2 separate regions of the Homo sapiens genome follow, and region 2 is linked to region 1. A link is an interaction called in ENCODE POLR2A ChIA-PET data of the cell type or tissue named here. Cell type or tissue: GM12878. All regions are shown on one strand. Each heading gives the region's core, and the rest is flanking DNA. Links, peaks and the distances in the headings are about the cores only. Region 1 overlaps SPOCK2 (SPARC (osteonectin), cwcv and kazal like domains proteoglycan 2). Region 2 overlaps PSAP (prosaposin).

Region 1 (15,476 bases), core at 4,429-12,428:
GAGTTTTACCCTCAGAGTGGCCACTCCCCAGCTGCCCAGAGGACTTCCTCGTCATTCCTCCCCACAAGACCTCCTAGGGGACTCTCCTCGTATCCCTTCTGGTCTCTGCTGTCCCCATGGTGGCCTCTCCCTCTCCACTTTTTTGGGGTTCCTCATGTGGCATCTCTGTCCCTCATTTTCCGCACTTGCAGTCCGGGGGTCTCTTCTCCATCATAGCAGCTTTGATTTGTTAAGTGCTTCCTGGACCCCAGGCACCCCGCAGGTGCCATCTGCTTTAATCTCTGAGTAGTCCTGGGAGATAGGCACTGAGCCCCTCGAGGTCGGGTGCTTGCCCAAGGTGCACTGGTCGGGGGAAGCCTGGGGATCTGCAGGACCCCAGGGCCCTGCTCTCCTCGTCCCTCTCTGGCTGGCTGCCTTTGCTTTCCTGGGAGTGAGGGTCCTGGAATCCAGATCCACTGGGGCCCCTCCATCCTGCCTGCCCAGCCTGGCCACAGCAGAGGCAAAAAGTCGAGGCTGGAACCGGGGGCAGTGCTTTGCACAGAAGGGGCTCCCTCCCTGCCAGCTGAGTCAGGAAGGGAGTGGGGGATGGTGGAGCAGCTGGGGAAAGCCCCTTTCTTAGAACTCCCACGCCATCCCCACTTTCCCCCAAATTTCTAATCATAAATTCTTGGTCTTGACCTTTGAGAATCCACTGTGTACTGAGTCCCAAAAATTCCACTCACGGCCTGGTTGGAGGTTAAGGCAGCAGGGTTGGGCCAGAAGGTGGGAGTGAGCCGGTGCCAGGGGCCTCAGATGACACCCAGGGGCTGGAGGCACCTTCCCTACTTCCACTCTGGGGCAGGTGGGTTATGGGCACACAGATCTTGTTGGTTGAGGGCAGGTATGGTTGAGGGCTCATACCTCCCTCCCAGAACCCAGCCATTTCCCATCACCTGCACAGCCTTGTCCCCACCCCTGCCCCAGGGGATGATGGGTACAGACGGGAAGACCCCAGCTGATGGAGACCAGTTGCCACTTTTGCCCCAACCCTTGTCATCATGGCCTCAGCAGCTGCACCTCTCTTGGCCTCCCTCCATCTCCTGTGGGGTGGACCCCCAGCAGAGGACCCCTGAACCCTGAGGAGCTCCTGGAGAAGGCTTCGTTGGTTTTAGCAAACGAGGGAAGTGGTGCCTGCAGCCTCCCCAGAGGCTTGCCTGGGGGCTCAGGAGCGCTCAGGTCAAGCCTGAGGGATGGGGTGAGTGCTGGGCCAGGTGCCCCACAGGCTCCCAGGAAGCACCCCTGCAGCCTTCCTCTGTCTGCTCCTGGGCCCAGGGGCTGCGGGACTCTTGGCTGCTAGGACAGGTACGTGTGGGCCAGGTGTGGGCCGAGCAGAGGGATGAGGAAGAGGCTCAATGAGAGACAGAGGAGAGAGGGACACAGGAACACACGGGGAGGCACGTGAAAGCAAGAGGAAGAAGGAGAGAGAGGGAGAGAGCCGCCGTGGGCTCTCACGGGAGCAGTCTGCGGTCCTCCCGCCCTCCCCATCCTTCCCGACTCCTGCTGCCTCCTTCTCTCACTGCGGAAGAGGCAGGAAGGCCAGCCTGAGGGAGAGCCTCGAGTGTGAAACTGGAGGCTGCTCACAGAGTGGGTTTTGTTACCTCGTTTCTGGATAAAAACCATCTGGCACTGGGTGAACAATGTCCTTGTTAGTGTCCTTGTTTTCCTTCTGTCACTACACATGTGTGTGCATATGTCCACCTGTGCATAAATGAGGATGTGCATACACACAAACATGCCTGCACACACATGCTACATAATACAGACCTGTGAGTGTGCATGGGTGCACCTGGGTCTGCATAAATGCACACACACATGCAGAAGCATGCACTCAGGTCTATGCCTGTGCACACCGCATCTTTCTCGGTGGTGATGCCAACTGCTTGCTCGGGTCTGGCCCCTTCGGCCTTTGTCCAGGAGGCCTCACCCTGCCTGCTCTGACGCTTGCCAGCTTCCAGGGGAGGCTTCAGAAGCCTGAAGGCCTTGGATTTCAAAGCCCTTTAGGCACCCTTCTGTGTGCCCACTGCTGCACGCATGTGGGTGCCGTTTGGTGCCATGGCCCCACCGCCCTTTTCCCCCAGACCTGACAGCTCTGCTCACCCCTACACATCTCTGCTCCTTTGGGCTATGGCAGAACTCAGGATGAAGGGGGCAGCTGCGCGTAGCTTCTCATGCCCCTCTCCCCCCAGCTCCCAGAGCCCCTCCTGGAGCCCCACGCAGAGGAAGTGGGCAGCTGGTCCTTGTCACTGCCAGCCTGCAGGCCTGGGAAGCCCCCTCCTTGCCTGCCTGGCAGAGTTTCCACCAGGAGTGCCCTGGGACTGTTAGGTGTTTTTTAGCAACTGTCTCTGCCCCGTAGGGGAAAGGGAGGAAGCCAGATAAGTTGAGTGTTCTTGCCAGGGAGCTGGGTCAGGTGGGAGGCTCTCTGCCTCTGGCCACTCTGCGGTCCACGGGCCTGAGAGGCCCCTGCAGCTGGAGCAGGGTGAGAAGGTCTCCCTTGTGCCTTAGGCCTCAGAGAGTGTGTTGTAGCAAGAAAAGTGGTCTGTGCTGGGCATCGGGAGACCTGGGTTGTGTGACGGGAGGACCTGGGTCAGGTCATCTGTCTCTGGGCTTTCTCCGGCACAAAGGGGGGGCTGGACCAGGTGACCTCGTAGGACCCTTTCTGGGTCCTCTGCCTCTGAGGGTTTGAAGCTGAATCGTGATAACTGGGCAAGCCTCATCACAGGCATGGCCTCCTCCCTCACTCCGTGTATGAGCTGAGCTCTGCAGAGATGTCAGACCTTGAGCAAAAAGCATCCCTTTGCAGACTGGGTGAGGGGGTCTTCCTCCCACCTCACTCACATGGTGGGCAGAGGTCAGGAGTGGGGACTGACAAGGAAGGGGCCTTGGCAGGAGACAGACAGTGCACCGTTTCTCAGGCAGTTTCTGAGACACCCAGGGCATAGGCATGAGAAGCTCTGTTCCTACGCAGCATGGGCACCTCGGACATCTGTCCTGGTGGTGGGGCTGGGGCTGGACTGGGAACGGAGTGGGGGTGCCCCACCCTCTCAAAGCCACGGGCCCCTGCTACTCCTAAGGCCAGTCTTGAGCTCTGTGATGAAGACGTAAGAATACTGGCCTCTTATTGGGGTTCCTGGGGGTCAGAGGAACACAGCCATCGAAGGCCATTGCTCGGCCACATGATGAGGCAGGGGACCCCAGGAACACCAGAGGGCCTCACACTGATATCCCCATCTTTCTCCCTTTCTCTTCCTGCTCCGTTTTCCATGGCCTGCTGCTGTTCCCTGATCTCCAGGAAGTGGAGGTGAGTACTGCCCAGGACCCCACTCTGTGTGGTCTCTGCAGAGCACACCCCCTCCCCTCCTGTGTCCCTCCACACCCTCATTCTGACTTGCCTTCCCTGCCAGCCTCCAGTGTGGCATGGGAGCAATCAGGAGCTCACGGGAGAGGCTGGAAAGGATTCTGGACATGGGTTTATAGGGATAGAGGTGTGGGGGAGGCAGCTGGCAGGGCCTGGGTGGACAGGGGTCAGCCACCAGGATGACGGCCATTGGCACATGACATCGCTGGCCCAGGCCTCTCCTCGACCCCGCAGTTGAACCTCTGGGATATGGATCTTAGCCTTTCCCTTCTCCCTTGTCCCTCTCTGTCCTCTAGGATGACTATATCAAGAGCTGGGAGGACAATCAGCAAGGAGATGAAGGTAACATGACTCTCCCGGCGGGGGAAGGTGACTGACACGTGTGAAGACTTGAGACCAGAGGGCAAGCCCTTAGCCCGCTTGGGGGCTCCTTGAGCAGCCAGGCCCCGGTGGGGATGGGACTCCTGAGCTCAGGAGCTCTGGTTATCAAGGGCTGCTGGAGGGAGAGGCCTCCCAGCTCAGAAGTGGGGCTGGAGGTTCCTGGGTTCTCCCAGGTGACCTGTGTCCTGACTCTGTGCCCCTGCAGCCCTGGATACCACCAAGGACCCCTGCCAGAAGGTGAAGTGCAGCCGCCACAAGGTGTGCATTGCCCAGGGCTACCAGCGGGCCATGTGCATCAGTCGCAAGAAGCTGGAGCACAGGTGAGAGGTTTGGGGAGGTGGGAGCCCTGGAGGGGGTGTGTTCAAAGAGCAAGGGCTCAACTGACCCTCTCCTTATGAATTAGCCATCTACTGCTGTTAAATAAATTGTAAAACTTAGTGCTTAAAACAGCAAATATGTATTATCTGACATCATTTCTGAGGGTTGGAATCCAGAAGTGGTTCTCTTAGATGGTTCTGGCTCTGGGTCTGTCTTGAGGTTATAGTCAAGGTGCTGGCTGGGGCTGTTTCATCTGAAAGCTTGTCGGGCTGGAGGATCCACTTCTAAGCTCACTCTTATGCTCTTGGTGGGAGGCCTCAGTTCCTGATCATGTGGACCCCTCCATAGGGATGCTTGAGTGTCCTCACAACATGGCGGCTGCCTTCACCTAAAGTAAGTCATTTAAGAGATGAGCAAGGAGAAAGCCACACCATATGAGAACAATTACCAAACCCTGTGGGATGCAGGGAAAGTCACATCTCCTTTTTGGGCCTTGATGTAGTATCTCTAAGACAAATAGGTTAGACCATATAATTTGAGGTTCCTTTCAGCTCTGACATGCAGTGACTTCATGAAATATTTAAGGTGGTAGCTTGTGAGAGGTTGTAGCTTGCAGAGGAGAAAGGAGTGAGGGACATTTAAGGAAGCCTTAGCTCCAGCTGGGTGCAGTGGCTCCTGCCTGTAATCCCAGCACTTTGGGAAGCCAAGGCGGGTGGATCACCTAAGGTCAGGAGTTTGAGACCAGCCTGACCAATGTGGTGAAACCCCATCTCTACTGAAAATACAAAATTAGCTGGGCATGGTCGCTTGTGCCTGTAGTCCCAGATACTCGTGTGGCTGAGACAGGAGAATTGCTTGAACCTGGGAGGCGGAGGTTGCAGTGAGCCGAGATCACGCCACTGCACTCCAGCCTGGGTGACAGAGTGAGACTCCGTCTCAAAAAAAAAAAACACAACAAAACAAACAAAAAAAGGAAGTCTTAGCTCCAGCCCAAGGACAAGGCTCTGCCTGGCTCCAAGACCCTGGAAAAGGTTCCAGTTCCCTCCCTTCTTTCCTGAATCATAGAAGATGAAAGATGGGGTTGCAGTCTTAGAAGGCTGCAGGGGCATGGCCGGTAATGTAATGCATGAAGAGTGCTTGGTCACGGGCCACTCTGTGGAGCACAGGTGTGGTGGAAAGCAGGCAGCTGCTTCTTGGCCCTGGTCTATTACAGCTATGTAGGAATGCAGGTCCAGGACTCCCATGCTTCCATTTTTCAAAGACAGGCCAAGAATCCAGGTATTTATGTGAACTCTCCCATTTGGTAAATGTTAGTGCATAAATAACTCAATTAAAAAAAAAAACACTTGGTGGCCAAGTATGGCCCAGAGGTCATCAGTTTGCAACCTCAGATTTGGTCTGACCCCCTAAGTGAAGTGTGACCCCCTTTTACCTCTGGCCTTCAGACCTGGAGTTGCTACCTGAAGGCCCCATGGGACTCAGTGACTCCTAGAAGAAGAGAAGCTGGGGGAATTTATGCCCTGCTCAGTTGGTTCCACCCTTCTGAGCTGGAGGAGGGTCTGGCAGCAGTGTGGGGAGGGTGGGCAGGGGCAGGAAGGGGCTGATCTGCTGAAGATTGCTGCTGCCTTCCTGTTGGAACAGGTCTGCTCAGCCCTCCCTTCCCCTGCTCCTTCCTCATTGTCACTTCCACCCTGGTGTGCCCCCCACCCTCTCCTGTAGGATCAAGCAGCCGACCGTGAAACTCCATGGAAACAAAGACTCCATCTGCAAGCCCTGCCACATGGCCCAGCTTGCCTCTGTCTGCGGCTCAGATGGCCACACTTACAGCTCTGTGGTGAGGAGCCCAGGCCCCAGGTAGGGTGGGGGTGGAGTCACCTGAGGCCACAGGAAGCAGAAAGGATGACCCAGCTGGGGCCTCCGGAGGGGTTTCCAGGACTGAGGTGGGGCCAGATGGCAAGGTCAGTGTGTTCAATGCAGCCAGCCATACTGGGGCCACCTGCAGCCCTGGCTGGAACTACCTGAGAGTTGGAGCCAGACCCTGTCTGTCCCTGACCTCGGACAGGTGCAGGTGGGGAGTGGGGCCTGGAAGAGACACTATGGTCAGGTAACTGCAAGTCAAAGGAACTGAGGGAAGACCTCAGCCAAGTGTGGAGGGCTGTGGAAGAAGGAGCTCTGGCATCCAATTGTTAGTGGGGGAAGAAAGGAGGATTTCCACAGGGAGGCGCCAGTGTTCACCAGTGAGCAGGGGCCTTCTGGGGCAGCAGGAAATAATCCTCCATAAGAAGGTGATGGAAGAAGGAACCGATTGGGAGAATGAATTTGCACCTTATGTGGATTTTTATGAGGATTTCAGGAGACAATATTTGAGAAAGCATTTAAAAAATTTTAGGCTGGTCACGGTGGCTCACGCCTGCAATCCCAGCACTTTGAGAGGCCGAGACGGGTGGATTGCTTGAATCCGGGAGTTTGAGACCAGCCTGGGTAACATAGTGAGACCCTGTCTCTACAAAAAATACAAAAATTAGCTGGGTGCAGTGGCGTGTGCCTGTGATTCCAGCTATCTGAGAGGCTGAGGGGGATGCCAGGAGTTCGAGGCTGTAGTGAGCCATGATTGTACCACTGCACTCCAGCCTGGGTGACAGAGTGAGACCTTGTCTCCAAAAAAAAAAAAAAAAAAGTAACATAGAAATGCAGGTGCTGATAATGAATGTTTTTACTGGCAACAAGGAGTCGGGAATTGCTTGGTTTGGGAGGGCACTGACAGCTGGCTTGGGGTGGGTGCCAGGGCTGAGGGGCCTTCTTGGAGTGAGATGCAGATTTCAGTCACCCGCTGTGGGTGATGATTGACATTGCTGTGGGGATGAGGTCATCCAGGGAGAAGAAAGGGAGGAGAGAGAGAATGAGCAAGAGGCCAGGGCAGAGGCTGCATTTAGGAGGTGAGAGGGGTGCAGGGGAGCTGGCAGAGCTGGCAGAGAGGAGGAGGAGAAGAAGAGGAGCTAGTGTCCCACAACCCAAGGCCAGGGCGAGGTCTGGGCAGGACGCTGCAGTGCGGTCCGGTCCAGGGGTCACGCTGTCCTTTAGGGAGGTGGAGGTCAGCAGGAAGTCTGGCTTTCATCCCGGCTCATGGCCTTGGGCAAGTCACTGGGCCTCTGTGCGCCTTGCTGTTCTCTGCTGAGCAGGAGAAACCCAAGCCTCCCAAGTGAGATAATGTTGTCGAGCGCTGTGATGACCCGCTTCCCATTAGCAGCCGCCCCATGAGAAGAAAGAGATATGACCAGGAGAAAAGGCCCTGGTCAGAACCTGGCTTTAGCAGGCAGCTGTGGCAGAAGCAGTTCTTAGCGAAGGCCGAGGAATTGTTAGATGCTCCATAGGCGGTGCTGTGTCCTATCAGGAGAACTGAGAAAAGTCCACTGGGGTGACTGGGGGGAGATCATTGAGGGAAGGGCTGATGGCTGATTACAGAGGGACCAAGGAACAGGCCATGAGAGCCAGGGGGGCAACAGACAGCTAACACAGGGGAAGGGCGACAGGGGCAGGGGAGGGGTGACAGGGGCAGGGGAGGGGAGACAGGTGTCCTGGGAGGGACAAATCCTTAGAGAGGGCCGAGCAGGCTCATGGGAGCCTGCATGGCTAGGACCAGCTCTGAGCCCTGCTTCCCGGGCCCTGCTTCTCTCCACCGTGCACCTCAGTCTGCAGAGGAACCAAGAGGACCCTTCAGGCTGTTCATGGGCACTCCATGGGGGGAGGCAGATGTGGCTGCCATGAGAGGCTTGAGGGTGTCCCCAGCTGTGGGGACCCCTGGGGTAAGCCCTCAGTCCCCTGTTCCACCTTTCCCCATGTGCAGTGTAAGCTGGAGCAACAGGCGTGCCTGAGCAGCAAGCAGCTGGCGGTGCGATGCGAGGGCCCCTGCCCCTGCCCCACGGAGCAGGCTGCCACCTCCACCGCCGATGGCAAACCAGGTGAGGACAGTGCTGGGCCACCAGGCTAGGGGTGCTGAAGGGCCACCTGGCACCTCCTTCAGGGCTCTAGGGTGGTAGAAGAGGTGTGCAGAGCAAGAGGGAAGTGGCAAAAATGCAGAAAGCTTGAGGGAGCTGTGAGGTCAGAGGCCCAGATTAACACAGAGCAGGAGGCGTGGGCTCAGCCCTCGTTTCTCCCCTGGGTGCCTGGAAGGTGGGCAGAGGGAGGGACTCAGCCACAAGGAACCTGGGCTGTGTGTTTTTCATGCCAGGAAGGAGTGGGTGGTGGGAAATGGGAGAGGACTCGAGAGGAAGCCCCCGATTTCCACCTTCCCTTCTGCTGCTGCCTCCCGGACCCCTGCCCAGCCTCCTGGCCTGTAGGGCAGGATCCCAGACTGAGATCGAGCCTGCTGCTCCACTGCACATTCGCCCTCCATGCCTTCTCTCTGTTCTGCAGAGACTTGCACCGGTCAGGACCTGGCTGACCTGGGAGATCGGCTGCGGGACTGGTTCCAGCTCCTTCATGAGAACTCCAAGCAGAATGGCTCAGCCAGCAGTGTAGCCGGCCCGGCCAGCGGTAGGAAGCTTGCTGCTCTGCCTGGAGGAGGGAGGGAAATAGGGAAGGGGCTGAGGACACAGGTGTATGCTGGGCCAGTCTGCCCTTGTTCCTTCCTGCCAGACTCTGGGCCCTACAATCTGGGCCCCAAAAGAACCTTCACCCCAAAGAAGTCGGCTTCCACCAGAGCAGGAGGGATACCAGTTAGCTAGTAGGAAGAACTTAACATGGGTGGAGGGAGCTTAAACCCTGACATGGGTAGCCCAGGGAAAGCAGGAATTCTTTTCCCTGCAGGGCTTTCAGAACGGGTTTTGAATGGTTCAGGCATAGTCCTATGTGGAGGTGGAAGGAAGGACCTTTCGCCGTTCTCGAGTTTCTCAATCCCATGGTTAGATTCCAAGCTGCCCAGACCCAGAATAGAGGGCTGGGGCTGATGGCGAGGCGGAGAGATGGAGGGCTGGAGAAACGGCTGAATAGCCAGATGAAGCGTGCCTGAACCTGATCTTTTCCCAGGGCTGGACAAGAGCCTGGGGGCCAGCTGCAAGGACTCCATTGGCTGGATGTTCTCCAAGCTGGACACCAGTGCTGACCTCTTCCTGGACCAGACGGAGCTGGCCGCCATCAACCTGGACAAGTACGAGGTCTGCATCCGTCCCTTCTTCAACTCCTGTGACACCTACAAGGATGGCCGGGTCTCTACTGCTGAGTGGTGCTTCTGCTTCTGGAGGGAGAGTGAGTGCAGCCCCCCTCCCAGGCCCCTGCCTCACCCGTGTGGGCTCTACCCGAAGTTCCAGGCTCTCTTGGGAAGTCAGAGTGGCTCTTTCTTGGCTACGTCCCCAGGCCCAGCACTTTCCCAGCTTGCCCACTTCCTGCACTCCCTTAGGGCTTCATCCCTTAAGGCCCAGGGAAGCCAACACTTTCAGCTCCCTTCCTTGGCAGGCTCCCAGGCGGATCCAGATTTTGTGGGTCCTGAAGCTTATATACTTTTGGAGGTCTTCTTTAAGAAAGAGTTAAAAAAGAAATCCCAGCACTTTGGGAGGCCAAGGTGGGAGGATCATGTGACCCAGGAGTTGGCGACCAGCCCAAACAATACAGGGAGACCTCCTCTCTGTGAAAAAAAAAAAAAAAAATAGCCAGGCATGGTGGCATGCATTTGTGGTCCCTGCCACTTGAGAGGCTGAGGTGGGAGGATTGCTTGAGCCTAGGAAGTCAAGGCTACAGTGAGCTGAGATTGTGCCAGCGCACTCCAGCCTGAGCAACAGAGCAAGAACCTATTAAAAAAAAAAAAGAAGGAAAGAAAGAATATGAAAAATAACGAATGTAAACTTTCTGGGGCCCCTCAGAGGGCTTGGGAAGGGGCTGTACAAGTGAGGGTCTTAGAGGTGAAGATGCATTTGCTTCTCGGTGATTCTTCTTTTAGGCACATCTTAAATTTTGTGCCACCAATAAGTGATTACATACGTTGTCATCAGCCTTAGAGATGTGATGAAATTTCTCAGCTGAATATACCTGAAACCAGAGCTTTCAAACCAGAGTCATCTCGGAAAATGGAGGTCCCCAGGCTCACCTGACCTGTGTGGCTGGAGCTGGGGAAGCCCTGGTGTTCCTCACTGGATGCTTCTCCCCATCTTGGTGGGGGATCGGCAGTCAGGGCCCAAAGCTTCAGCCCGGGCCCCACCATACGCTAGTCAGGGACCCCCGGCAAGTGACCACATCTTTCTGAGTTCTGCTTCTTCATCTGCGTCAGGAAATAACAATACCTATCTTGGAGCCTGTTGTGAGGATGAGCCAAGAAAATCTGTGCAGAGCACCGTGTAATTCACAAATCCCTCTGCAAATGTGTGGTATTGTGATCTGTTTCACCACTCTGACTGCCCAGCCCTCCTGCGACCAGCATCACTCCAGCACTTTGACTTTCTGGGCCTTTGAAGGCCACTCCATCCATTCTGTACTTTCTTGGGCAGGAGGCCGGGAACTGTCCTCATTTTACAACCAGGCAGGCTTCCAGCTTGGAGAGGTGGGGACTTCCCAAGGTCGCAGACAAGTTAGAGGCTGGCTGCCGGTTACAGTCATGCGTCACTTGACGAGGGGGATACATTCTGAGAAATGCATCATTAGGTGATTTTGTCACTGTGCAAGCATCATAGGAGTACTTACACAGACCTTGGTGGTGCGGCCTCCTGTGCACCTGGCCCATTGCTCCCAGGTTACAACCTGTGCAGCATGTTATGTGCTGAATACTGCAGGCAGTTGTAACACAATGGTAAGCATTTGTGCATCTAAACATAGCTAAACATAGACCGGGCGCGGTGGCTCACGCCTGTAATCCCAGCACTTTGGGAGGCCGAGGTGGGTGGATCACCTGAGGTCAGGAGTTTGAGACCAGCCTGACCAACATGGTGAAATCCTGTCTCTACTAAAAATACAAAAATTAGCCAGGCATGGTGGCAGGTGCCTGTAATCTCAGCTACTTGGGAGGCTGAGGCAGGAGAATCACTTGAACCCGGGAGGCAGAGGTTGCAGTGAGCCAAGATCGTGCCGTTGCACTCCAGCCTGGGCGACGAGAGCAAAAATTTATTTTATTTATCTCAAAAAATAAAATAAGGCTGGGCGCGGTGGCTCATGCCTGTAATCCCAGCACTTTGCGGGGCTGAGGCGGGCAGATTATGAGGTCAGGAGATCAAGACCATCCTGGCTAACAGGGTGAAACCCCGTCTCTACTAAAAATACAAAAAATTAGCCAGGCGTGGTGGCGGGCGCCTGTAGTCCCAGCTGCTCGGGAGGCTGAGGCAGGAGAATGGCGTGAACCCGGGAGGCAGAGCTTGCAGTGAGCCGAGATCGCGCCAATGCACTCCAGCCTGGGTGACAGAGCAAGACTCCGTCTCAAAAAAATAAATAAATAAAAAATAAAAAAATAAACATAACTAAGCATAGAAAAGGTACAGTAAAAATAGTGTTGTAATCTTATGGGGCCACCGTCCATTGTTGACTGAAGTGTTGTTGTGTAGCGCGTGGCTGTATTTTCAGGCCTGGGAGTTCTCTCTAACATTCCCTCTAGCATTACGTTCCCCTGGGCTCTCTCATACTTGGGTGTCTGTGTGTTCACCCCACCTCCTCTTCTGAATCCTGTTACTCCTCTCATGGGTCCCTAGGACTTCTTGGGGACCTCAGGTCATCCACAGCTGTGGAATGAGCTCCCCTAAATAGAGAGTGAGCGTTTTCGTGCCATAGAACCCTTGTACTTCCCACCCCTGCTGTGGGGTGACCCCGTGTCAGAAACGGGGTGTTTTCATCTTGCAGAGCCCCTGCCTGGGTCTCTAAGCCTTGAAGGGCTCAGTGCATCCCCCCAGCACCAGGGGACAGTCCCATCAGAGGCTGCTTCTCTCCCCACAGAGCCCCCCTGCCTGGCAGAGCTGGAGCGCATCCAGATCCAGGAGGCCGCCAAGAAGAAGCCAGGTGAGGGGCCAGACCAGGCTCTCAGAGGAGGAGGTGGGGACGGCTTCCTGGGTTTGTCTGAGACCCAGGGCCTCCAGCCTTGGGCCTCATGGCAGACATGGAGCCCAGAGGAGGCCCTGGCCTAGGAAGACAGAAGAGGGTTGCCCCCTTCCTGTGTCTATCCTTGTGGTGGGGCAGGGACTCCCAATCTGCCCCGGGAAAAGTGTGTTTTAGGCACTAATTTTATGCCCATCCATGCTGGAGCTAGAGTTTGGGATACAGAAGGATCCTGGAACCCTCCACTGAGTTCAGTTTCCTTCAGCAAGGGTGTGACTAATGTTTTAGTGAGGCCACTCCCTGAGTGACACTCACTCACATGCTCCATAAACACCTGGGGGCCGGCCCCAGAGATACAACAGCAATAGACCCAGCCCAACTCTGAGCGGATGGCAAGAAGGATGCACTCCCTGGCCTCATAACCCTTTAGCTCGGGCCAGTCCGGAAACACACAACACACAAATGGACACACTAAAAAGACAGAACTAGCAGTGTGACCTGTACACAGGCGCCTGGGAGCTTCAGCTGGGGAGCCTGCAGGAAAGCAAGTGGGCCCCGGAGGCAGGTCGGACTCAGAGTGGCTGGGAGGAGAAGGCTGGGCCTTCCTAGCAGGGGACAGCCAGGCCGGCGGAACTGTGGGAGGATGGAGAGTGTCAAACCTGGTGAAGTCAGACTGGCTGTCCTAGAAGACTTGGGCCATGGAGTCAGGGAAACTGATGGGGCGGCTGGGAGCTAGCACAGGGGCCTGAGCAGTGGTTCAAGGAAGCGGGTTTCCTCATCTCCAGCGAGTAGAGCCGAAAGAATTGCTGGCTGGTGTCCAGCTCTCAGCATCTGGGCCTGTTGGGGGGTCAGCACCCGGTCTGGCTGGGCTCTGGGGGTGTATAGACTTCTGCTCATGCATGAGGACCTGAGGTCACCTCTCTGAGGGGCCCACAGCCTGGGCCCCTGCTCTGACCCTGCCTGGCACTGTCTCATTCAGGCATCTTCATCCCGAGCTGCGACGAGGATGGCTACTACCGGAAGATGCAGTGTGACCAGAGCAGCGGTGACTGCTGGTGTGTGGACCAGCTGGGCCTGGAGCTGACTGGCACGCGCACGCATGGGAGCCCCGACTGCGGTACGGGCTGGGCAGCTCAGGGCCTGCTGGGGGCCCAGGCCTGGGGGCCCTTGTCGTGGGATGCTGGGGGGTGCGTGCCAGAAGCTCCCTCACCCCCTGTTGGCTTGATCCCCTCACAGATGACATCGTGGGCTTCTCGGGGGACTTTGGAAGCGGTGTCGGCTGGGAGGATGAGGAGGAGAAGGAGACGGAGGAAGCAGGCGAGGAGGCCGAGGAGGAGGAGGGCGAGGCAGGCGAGGCTGACGACGGGGGCTACATCTGGTAGACGCCCTCAGGAGCCGGCTGCCGGGGGGGACTCAACAGCAGAGCTCTGAGCAGCAGCAGGCAACTTCGAGAACGGATCCAGAAATGCAGTCAGAAGGACCCTGCTCCACCTGGGGGGACTGGGAGTGTGAGTGTGCATGGCATGTGTGTGGCACAGATGGCTGGGACGGGTGACAGTGTGAGTGCATGTGTGCATGCATGTGTGTATGTGTGTGTGTGTGTGGCATGCGCTGACAAATGTGTCCTTGATCCACACTGCTCCTGGCAGAGTGAGTCACCCAAAGGCCCCTTCGGCCTCCTTGTAGCTGTTTTCTTTCCTTTTGTTGTTGGTTTTAAAATACATTCACACACAAATACAAATTGACAGGTCAAAATCCATGAAATGAGATCCCCCAGCCGTGTCCTCCAGCCCAGCCCTGACCCCTTGGTTTCTACCCTGGCTCCCCTTGGTTTCTACCCTGGCTCAACCGACCCCTGTCTGCCCTTCTCCCTCTTGCTTCTGAGGTCAAGCTCTGGCCTGCGAGCCTGTCCCCATTGCAAAGGGGAGGGAGGGGCAGGGAGCTGTCTACCAGCTGAGGTCCTCCCAAAACTGGGCCGATGTGGTGTGACATCCCCACCAGCCTCAGATGAGACGGGCCAGGACGCCCAGCCACAGCAAGCCCTGTCCCTTTGCCGGATCCCCAAACACTAGAGAAGCTCTCCTAACCCAAGGCGGAGAATGAAGGTGGTGGCGGCAGAGGAGGAGGGCAGCAGCTGAGAGGCCAGGGACAGGGTGCCTCGCCAAGCTGTCTGAGGTCTGTCCCAGGTGGCCCAGGTGGTGCAGGTAGAACAGGGTGAGGAGAGGGGGTCGGCTCAGCAGGAGGAGGCTGTGGCTGCAGAGCCTGGGGGAGCTTTTAGGTGTTGAGATGGGGCAGCTCTGAATCCTAGACCCTGGAATAGCCTGTCCCTTTTCTCTGGGTCTCGTGGTGGAGCCATGATCTGGGCTGCTCTCTTGGGGACACTGGGTGGTGGTTACACAGTTGACCTCTGCCTGGCTCCCCCTTGGTGCAACTCCTGCCTCCATCCCCCTTGCTGGGGTCCCCTCATCCACTTGAGGGCGCCTGAGGGCCAGGAGCAGCAGGCAAGGAGCCTGGGTCTAGGCTAAGGGGGTGTGTGCCCACCTCCTCCCTGACCCTTAACACTCCTGTCCTGCCCAGACCAACAGAGAGAGCTGTCCCTGAGACCCCGGAGAGAAGCAGCTGCCGAAAGCTGCAGCCTTTCCGCACTCTGAGACCATGATCTTCCTCCTGCCAGGGGAGAGCCACCCACAGGCCATGTCCAGCCCCACTTCCCTCAGCCCCCAGGGCTTCCTTCTGGCCCCTCTGAGGATTCCCTAGGGCTGCCCCGCAGAGGGGCTTCCCCAAGCTCTGTTTTGAAGCCTGCAATGTGGAAAAGTGAGAAGTCAGAGGGAACAGGACAGGTGCAGCCGGGCTCTGAGGCCACACCTCACACCTCGCTGTTCCCCAACATCCCCTGAGCAGTGTGAGCTCATCTCACCAGATGAGAAGAGGCCCTGTGCATTTCTTTTGTTTGTTTGTTGCTGTTTTCCCCCACCCATCCAGTTCTCCTCAGCAAAGCAAATTCCTTAACACCTTTGGTGGAGAATTTCTTACCCAGACTTGGGGCTGTGATGCCCTTCAGTGCGTGGTGAGTGCAGCGTGTGTGCGTGTGCCTGTGTGTGAACCTGGGGGCCATCCTGGTGGCCTGGGAGCGTGAGGAGAGGCCCCCTGTGTGCTGGGTGAGTGGTGGGTGTGGGGTCAATGCAGTGAGGCTCTCTGGGTGAGGCTCCCAACCTGGCAGTCCCCAGCCTCCCAGCATCTGTGAGCGTCTGTTGGACTTTACAGAAGAGCCTCATCCTGTCTGCCCCTCACTCTGCCCTGGAATCAACATCTTCCGAGTCCTTCTTGGGGGAAATAGCAGAGCCCCACTTAACTCCATAAACTGCTTCCCATTCCGCAG
Region 2 (8,000 bases), core at 1-8,000, 230 kb after region 1:
ACCTGCCTGTTGCCATGGTGCCGCCTTACCCAGGCAGCAGATCTGCTGCCCTGTGGAATGTAGGCTCTGATTGTCAGCACTGGGAGGCTGCATGCATTTTCTGTTACCTCTTTTTTTTTTTTCTGGTAGCTAGATTCAAATTGTACTTAGCATGTTACTAAAATATTTAAAAGGAAAAGCATATGTTGTATGGCTAAAATAATGAGACTGATTGTTTTATCACATTCTAGGAAATGTTGTCCTGTCATTTTAAGATTGCTTCAGAAAATCTTTGGTGATTATGTTGTGTACTGGGCTTTTCGGTATCCTCACTGGGGTAAGCCAGGAAACACTTGTTGGGAGACCTTTCTGTAAGCGAGGTCGTTGATTAAGTATGTATATTAGTTGGGCTTAGGTTTGACTGTAAACAACAAATACATAGAATAATAATGGCTTATTTGTTTTTCTTATTTTTGATGGAGTCTCGCTCTGTCGCCCAGGCAGGAGTGCAGTGGCGTGATCTCGGCTTACTACAACCTCTGCCTCCTGAGTTCAAGCGATTCTCCTGCCTCAGCCTCCTGAGTAGCTGGGATTACAGGCACCTGCCACCACACCCAGCTAATTTTTGTATTTTTTGTAGAAATGGGGTTTTGTCGTGTTGCCAGGCTGGTCTTGATTTGTGAGCTCAAAATGATTCTCCTGCCTCAGCTTCCCAAAGTACTGGGGTTACAGGCATGAGCCACCGCACATGGCCCTGAAATCTATGTCTTTAAAAAAGTCCCATTGTGGGGCCAAGCATGGTGGCTCACGCTTGTAATCCTAGCACTTTGGGAGGCCGAGGCGGGTGGATCACGAGGTCAGGAGTTCGAAACCAGCCTGGCCAACACGGCAAAACCCTGTCTCTACTAAAAATACAAAAATTAGCTGGGCATGGTGGCAGGCGCCTATAATCTCAGCTAGTTGGGAGGCTGAGGCAGGAGAATCGCTTGAACCCGGGAAGTGGAGGCTGCAGTAAGCCGAGATCGTGCCACTGCACTCCAGCCTGGGCGACAAGAGCAAGACTCTGTCTCAAAAGAAAAAAAAAAGAGCCCGTTGTTCCAAGCTGTCTTGCCAGGCCCTTGAACTAAGAAGTGAAGTGCTCAATTTGCCCCGAGTGCTGTTCATGTCTTTATGACACATTTAATTGGAAATCTTTAGGAGGTCAAACATTCTAAGAACTTTTTTGGAGTTCAGCATACTGCCTCAGAGAAGGAAGCTGGTATTTGGGGGTAGGGTGTGGGAGGATGAGAATAGAGATTAAAGGCTTTGCTGGCCACATGTTTTGAGAAATAACTCACGAGAAAGTGTTTTTGGGTAGTGTTTATTTATTAGTTATAAATGCTGAAAATGTTATCTGCCTTGTTAGAGTGAAGACTTGGAGCTCCTCGGAGCTCTTTTAGTTCAGCCCACCACTGAAAGGATCCCTCTTATATAGAATTGCTCATAAGTTATGCATTTTGTTTCTGCTTGTTTGCTTCCACTGTTGGTGAGGTCATCACCTAATGATGCCACTCATTCTCTCTTTTTTTTCTGAGACAGGCTCTGGCTTTATTGCCCAGGCTGGAGTGCAGTGGTGCTGGGGCACTGGAGTGCAACCTCCGCCTCCTGGGCTCAATCGATCCTCCCACCTCAGCCTCCTTGGTAGCTGGGACTACTGAGGCGTGCACCACCACGTCCAGCTAATCCGTTCTCTTTTTATGCCCCTGGGTGGATGTTAAATGCATTCTTTACCTGGAGCTGTGGTCTGCTTCCTTGCACCCATTGTTCAGAGATCTGTGGTCTGGAGCCACTCATACCAGCTCCACACCCTGGTGGAAGGTGTACGGGATTCTCCCCCTCCTTGGAGATGACCGCGTGTCTCTGAAACATTCCTTCTCCCGTCACTCATCCCCAGTCCTCCAGGGGACTCTCTGGGTGGGGCCCCAGGCCCTCCCCTCCCTGGCCTCTGCTGAGCAGCTCACGTTGCTCATGGGCGTGTCTCTCCTGGTGCTATTGGCCCTTGCTGTTCTGTTTTCCCTTTGAGTCTGCACAACTTCTCATGGAACCCTGTTAGTGCCATTTGCCCATCTTGTTCTCTTGGACTCTGTGTTAGCCTCTCTTGGCTCTTGCTGCTTCCATTTCTCATGTGGACGTTTTTGAATTCGCCTTCCAGTTAGGTGCCTGACATTGGTATCTCCCACCTCCTCTTCAGTTCTGCCACCTTGTGCCTGGGTGGTTGAGACCCACACATGAGCTTGCCTGTCCTGTCCCTCCCAGAAATCCCTGAAGCTTCCTGCAGTATCGCCCACGGGGTTGAGCCCTCACCTTAGGGTGTGTGGGGCAGGTGAGACCATTCCCCCAAGCACCTGAGATCTGTCTGCCTTTGCAGCCTGGCTGCCGCTACTTCCCTTGGCTTCGCTCCTGAAAAGACAGGACAGTTTCTTCCCTTCCCCACAGAGAACTGGACTCCTTTGGAATGTTCTGGAATTCCCCACTCCCTCTCCACGTAGCCAGCCTTTTCTGTCACCATCTTGCAGGTGCCAATTCCAATTTCGTTTTGAGGAAGGCTCCGTTAGCATTGCCTTGCCGCTCCCATTCCCACCGATGCGTGGGATCACACACCATTACTTAGATGTCTGTTCCTCCTGCTCTTTGGGGTAAAGAAAATCGTGACTGTTCATTTGTTCTTTGGCCTGAGGGCCTCGGGCTCTGCGCAGTCAGTGGAGCTGGTAGCCATGCCTTCAGCTGGGTTGTTTACCTGCTTGTGTGGAGAAAAACCACCCTTGCCTGTAGAGCTTTATGATTAATCCACAGCTGGGACCTGAGAAGTTCCTCAAGTGCTAGGAGAAATGTGTGTGTAATAAAGTTTCTGGGAAAGGGATCCATGTCCCCAAAAGGTTCTGACCCACTGTTTGATCCCCTCTTAGGAGATCTGCTCTGGGAGTGGGCTTTGCACCTCTTGGCGGCTGGGAGCTCCCCAGCACCACCCAGTGGTGCCTGCCCTGAGGACACGCAGTCTATGAACGTATGTCATCATGTCGTTCATCCTGGGAGATGGAATCCGTTGCATACCACAGGCTGTTTTTGTAACATGCACCTTTATGTTTGGCTTGTGGTTGGAGGTAGAAGGGGGTGTCTTGCTAAGAAGGCACTTTCTAGGAGTTGGAATTTACGTGTTACTTCCTGTGTCCACGGAAATCTGTTTTACGCTGGAACTTGACTTTATAGGCGTACCGAATTCTCCACCATGCGTATCTTTTTGCCTCCAGATCTGAGGAAGAGGCCTGCTGCCATTCAGTAGGTCATGGATTGGGAAGTGACAGTCAGTTTGTATTAGCTGGGCCAGTTTCAGATACAAGGGGCTGCCCAAGATTATTTTCAGTCCAGGTTGGCCGGACCAAAACAAGTAACAAAGTCATCATGGAAAACGATTATTGTTTCACATTCCTAGAGGAAGTAGGCAGCCTACAAAGTATTCTCACATGGGCCTGTGAGAGTGTGTTGTGTTCCGGAAACACTCTAGATTTTGGTCAGCTGTAGCTAGTTCCCTGCTGAGAGGGCTGGAGAAAGTAGCTGGGTGGACATTACACTGGATGAGCATTTTTAAGAATCGGGGGTGCTGGTCACTTGCCCCTGCTTTTGGTGGTGACTCCTCTGTCTTGGCTCTGGTCTCCTGAGGTCTGAGCCCATCCTCTTCTGGCTTCCCTGTGTATCACTCTGCCTTCCTCTGCCTAGAGACTCATTTGGTAGCCTCCTGTTCATCTTGATTTGGAGGTAGGGCTAGGCAGTGTATCATGGTGTCATCATGGGTCCTTTTCAGAGTCCTAGGGGCCCAGGGCCTGCTAGGGTGTGGTGGGAGTCATCAGGTCTGGGGTTCCTATTTGTGCTGTCTCTGTGACCGCACAGTCCCCAGAGCCCTTACCCTCATGACTCAATTCTGCCTCCCCTCCACCGCTCCCCTGAGATTTATAACTGAGGCTGGCGCCAGCCATGCTTGGCTACACTGCGGGCTAACTAAGCTTTTGTGAGCCATCTGGGGAGCTTGGTACTGATTTGCATCTGGCACATGTTTTCCCCTGGAAACTAGAGTCCAAACCAGCAGCCTCTGGAATGTGGCCAGCTTGGTTGAGGTTGCGAACTGGACGTGTTTGTGATTTTGCTCCCAGGGGACAGGGAAGGCTATAATCTGGGCAGCAGATGAATAATTCATTTGCTTGTGTCTGAAGGGGTGAAGGTGATCTGACTCGAGCTTTGTGGGACTCAGTCTTTGTGTGAGTAGCTTGTGGAGGTAGTAATGAAAGAAAGCAGTTCATTCCTTACCCTCTCCTGGAGGAAGAACACGTACTGACCTATACAACACGTGTTTCCTATGTGTGTTACACACGTATGTAGAATTGGCTTACAGAGGGAAGCAGCATACAGCAAGATTCCTGAGGTTCTAAGTGTGTTTCTCAGGTGATTGTGTTTTGTTTTTTTTTTTTTTTTTTCTGTCTCAGACTTGGGTCAAGTATCTATTGCAGCAAAAGTTTGTTCAACCCTACTGAGATGCCTGTTGGAGTTTGACCCTCATGCCACCATCCTCTATGTGTAGTCCGATGTAATCTCTTGTTTCCTAGCTAAATAATTGGGCTAGAAGTGAGATGTGAATCTGAGGATTTTTTTCCCCATTTTTTTGGTTCTAAAATCAAGGACCTGTTTTAAGAAACATAGGCACTCTCAAGGCAGTTTATAAAATATTTTTAGGGCTAGGTATGGTAGCTCACCGCTGGAGTGCAGTGGTGAGATCTCGGCTCACTACAACCTCTGCCTCCTGGGCTCAAGCTATCCTCCCACCTCAGTCTCTCGAGTAGCTGGGATCACAGGTGCGTGCTACCATGCCCGGCTAATTTTTTGTAGAGATGAGGTTTTGCCATGTTGCCCAGGCTGGTCTCGAACTCCTGGACTCAACTGACCCCACCTCGGCCTCTCAAAGTGCTGAGATTATAGGCATGAGCCACCGGCAGCTGGCCATTGTTTTATGTTATAAGGGTATGAATTTTTTTTAATTTTAATTTTTATTTTATTTATTTATTTATTTATTTATTTATTTTTTGAAACGGAGTCTCGCTCTGTCACCCAGGCTCACTGCCAGCTCCGCCTCCCGGATTCACGCCATTCTCCTGCCTCAGCCTCCCGAGTAGCTGGAACTACAGGCGCCCGCCACCACACCTGGCTAATTGTTTTTTTTTGTATTTTTAGTAGAGATGGGGTTTCACTGTGTTAGCCAGGATGGTCTTGATCTCCTGACGTCGTGATCCACCCACCTTGGCCTCCCAAAGTGCTGGGATTATAGGCGTGAGCCACCGTGCCCAGCCTGTTTTTCTTTTTTAAAAAAACCCTTCATTCTACAGTTGTTATCCATTTTACAGAAGTCAAAATCTTCCCTGTATTTGAATTTGTTAGTCTTTTCTCCTATGGTTTCTTTTGTTACTTATGGAAACATTTTAAGGTTATGATGATACCTTATTACTTATGGAAACATTTTAAGGTTAAAGTTCTGATACTCCCTGATACTGTTTAAAGGTAGCTAGAGAGGATGAACGTGAACCAGATACATGAGTCCCTTCTAGCCCTGTGACAGACAAGCCAGCTTCTTGACCGGGACAGGCGTGTATCTGTGTGGCTGGTGTCCCATACAGCTTGGTGAGGGGCTGAGTAGCAGAGTCCAGCTCAAGGACAGTCGCCCTCAGCCCTGGGGAAATAAGTCAGGTCGACCTGGTTTGCTACAAAATGGGCCACCTCCTCACGTTGGTTTTCATTTTAGCTCTAGCCGGCCCGGTCCTTGGACTGAAAGAATGCACCAGGGGCTCGGCAGTGTGGTGCCAGAATGTGAAGACGGCGTCCGACTGCGGGGCAGTGAAGCACTGCCTGCAGACCGTTTGGAACAAGCCAACAGTGGTGAGTGCCGCTGCCCTCCAGTCCCAGCCGCAGCACTCCTCTTGGGTCCCCTTAGAACAGCTGTAACTCACTGCCATATTGACAGAGCACTTTTTCTTGCCTTGTTTTGTTTACTTCTCACTGTGACTCTGTGTGGGAGGCAGGACCTATTGGTGAATGTACCCATTTTACAGCAGAGGAGATGGAGGCTCAGAGAGGTTAAGGTTTCACTCTCCTGAGGCTACCTGGTTTCTTGTGGCAGACAGGATGAGGTCCCCCATGCCTGCGGCTCCAGGTGCCTGCCCCATGCTGCCTCTGGGCCTCTGTGCAGATCCCACTTCTCACCTTAGATAAGAGGCCAGTGGGTTGGCAGTGCCCATTCCCACCACTGGGCACATGGGCGCGGCTCTATCCTTGGTCACTCACTCCAAAAAGTAAATGCTGAGCTTTTCAGGTACTTTCTGCCTGTTTCATATTTTGTTCTCTCCTCACTCCTCTCAAACAGGCAAACTGCTGATTGAGATCCTGGAGTGCAGTTGCCATTTAAAATTGGTTTCCAGCTGTAACCACACTGAGGAAGCTAGCACTGATTTTTCATCTAAATAATGCTAAATGTAGCGTATTAATGTGGGGCATGGTCTAAGGCGACAAGCCATGGGTGTGTTCCTCACGGTCCCAAGCCCTCTCAGGAGATGCTCTGCTGACCATGCCAGCTCAACACAGAGCTGCTGCCCTGGGCTCACTTGGGGCTGTGCCGGCCATCATGTGGTACGGGCTGTGTTTGACTGAGTGGACTTTGGGTTCTAAAAAACTTGTCAGTGGCCACTACTGCTCCTTCAGTAAGAGAAGAAAGCTTAGCACCATTCTTTTAGAAACAGTTTGTGAATTATTCACTGGAAAACTGCCTTCTGTGGCCATACTTGCCCTTTTTTTTGGAGGCAGGGTCTGGCTCTGTCACCTAGGCTGGAGTGCAGTGGCACAATCATGGCTCACTGCAGCCTCAACCTCCTAGGCTCAAGCAATCCTCCCACCTCAGCCTCCTGAGTACTGGAACCACAGATGTGGACCAGTATGCCTGGCTAATTTTTGTATTTTTTGTAGAGATAGTGTTTTTACCATGTTGCCCAGGCTGGTCTTGAACTCCTGGGCTAAGGTCATCCTCCTGCCTCCCATAGTGCTGTGATTACAGGCGTGGGCTACCACGACTGGCCTGAAACTACTTTCAGATTTGGTTTCTAATTTGCCTTCAATCTTGTTTTTAATACTACTTCCTGTTTCCAGGTTTAATGTGTGTCCCGTAAGGACTTTAAAACTTGATTGGCTGGTCTTGTCATGGCCCGGCCTTCTGTTTTTGTTTTTTGTTTTTTTTTTTTTTTGAGATGGACTCTCACTCTGTTGCCTAGGCTGGAGTGCAGTGGCACGATCTTGGCTCACTGCAACCTCCGCCTCCCGGGTTCAAGCAATTCTTCTGCCTCAGCCTGCCAAGTAGCTGGGATTATAGGTGTACGCCACCATGCCCGGCTAATTTTTGTATTTTTAGTAGAGATGGGGTTTTCAACATGCTGGTCAGGCTGGTCTCGAACTCCTGACCTCGTGATCTGCCCGCCTCGGCCTCCCAAGTGAGCCACCACGCCCGGCCCGGCCCTCTCTTGATATGGTTCCATGCACAGTACCCTTGACCCTCTGTTTCCACAAATGTTGAGGGCTGTCTGTGGAACTTGAGCATCCTGGGGTTTGGGTGTCCATGGGGGTCCTGGAATTGATACCCCCTCAGATACCAAAGGATGACTGTATTAGCCTGACTAGGTTCAAGTTGGTTTCTCTAAATGCAGCTAAGTTCATAGGTGTTCCTCAGTCTCACCCAGACATGTTTCTTCTCCATGGATGGAAAGTCAGTTGACATCAAGAAGGGAGCCTGGGCATTCTTCCCCAAGGGCCGCAGGAACCAATTAGAATTTCCATGGCCTCTGGTCCAGGTGGGGGCCTTGGTGCCAATCAGAAGATTGGCTTTGGTGTGGTCTTGCCTTGTTAACATGCCTGGGAGGCAGGGGATGCGCAGGTGAACGGTTCAGTGTGGGTGTGCCTTC

The links. Peaks named below come from ENCODE experiments on the same cell type or tissue, not always from the same donor. Only the 100,000 strongest peaks of a DNase experiment are listed, where the experiment ranks them.
Region 2: POLR2A ChIA-PET joins it to region 1 with 12 read pairs; 5 of 35 experiments call an interaction of 5 or more read pairs at or near these places.

Annotation. Positions count from the first base shown.
Region 1 is chr10:72,060,763-72,076,238 of GRCh38, reverse strand. SPOCK2 (SPARC (osteonectin), cwcv and kazal like domains proteoglycan 2) reads left to right here. Exons shown (of 11, transcript NM_001244950.2): 2 at 3,329-3,337; 3 at 3,691-3,736; 4 at 3,981-4,095; 5 at 5,813-5,927; 6 at 7,938-8,052; 7 at 8,507-8,626; 8 at 9,119-9,337; 9 at 11,999-12,061; 10 at 13,077-13,214; 11 at 13,334-15,476. The coding sequence ends at 13,479. Among named protein-coding and RNA genes, the nearest start is that of SPOCK2, 20 kb to the left of the region's middle. RefSeq lists enhancers at 5,969-6,470, 6,651-7,158. In GM12878, for the core only: a CTCF peak has its summit at 6,316 (motif pointing right); no DNase peak of the experiment used is centred there.
Region 2 is chr10:71,832,306-71,840,305 of GRCh38, reverse strand. It overlaps PSAP (prosaposin), which reads left to right. Exons shown (of 14, transcript NM_002778.4): 2 at 5,801-5,934. Among named protein-coding and RNA genes, the nearest start is that of PSAP, 15 kb to the left of the region's middle. RefSeq lists enhancers at 1,352-2,120, 2,891-3,660, 3,564-3,663, 3,774-3,843, 3,661-4,430. In GM12878, for the core only: a CTCF peak has its summit at 2,985 (motif pointing left); DNase peaks (open chromatin) are centred at 3,425, 3,895 and 7,165; H3K4me3 peaks cover 2,110 bases; H3K27ac peaks cover 3,430 bases.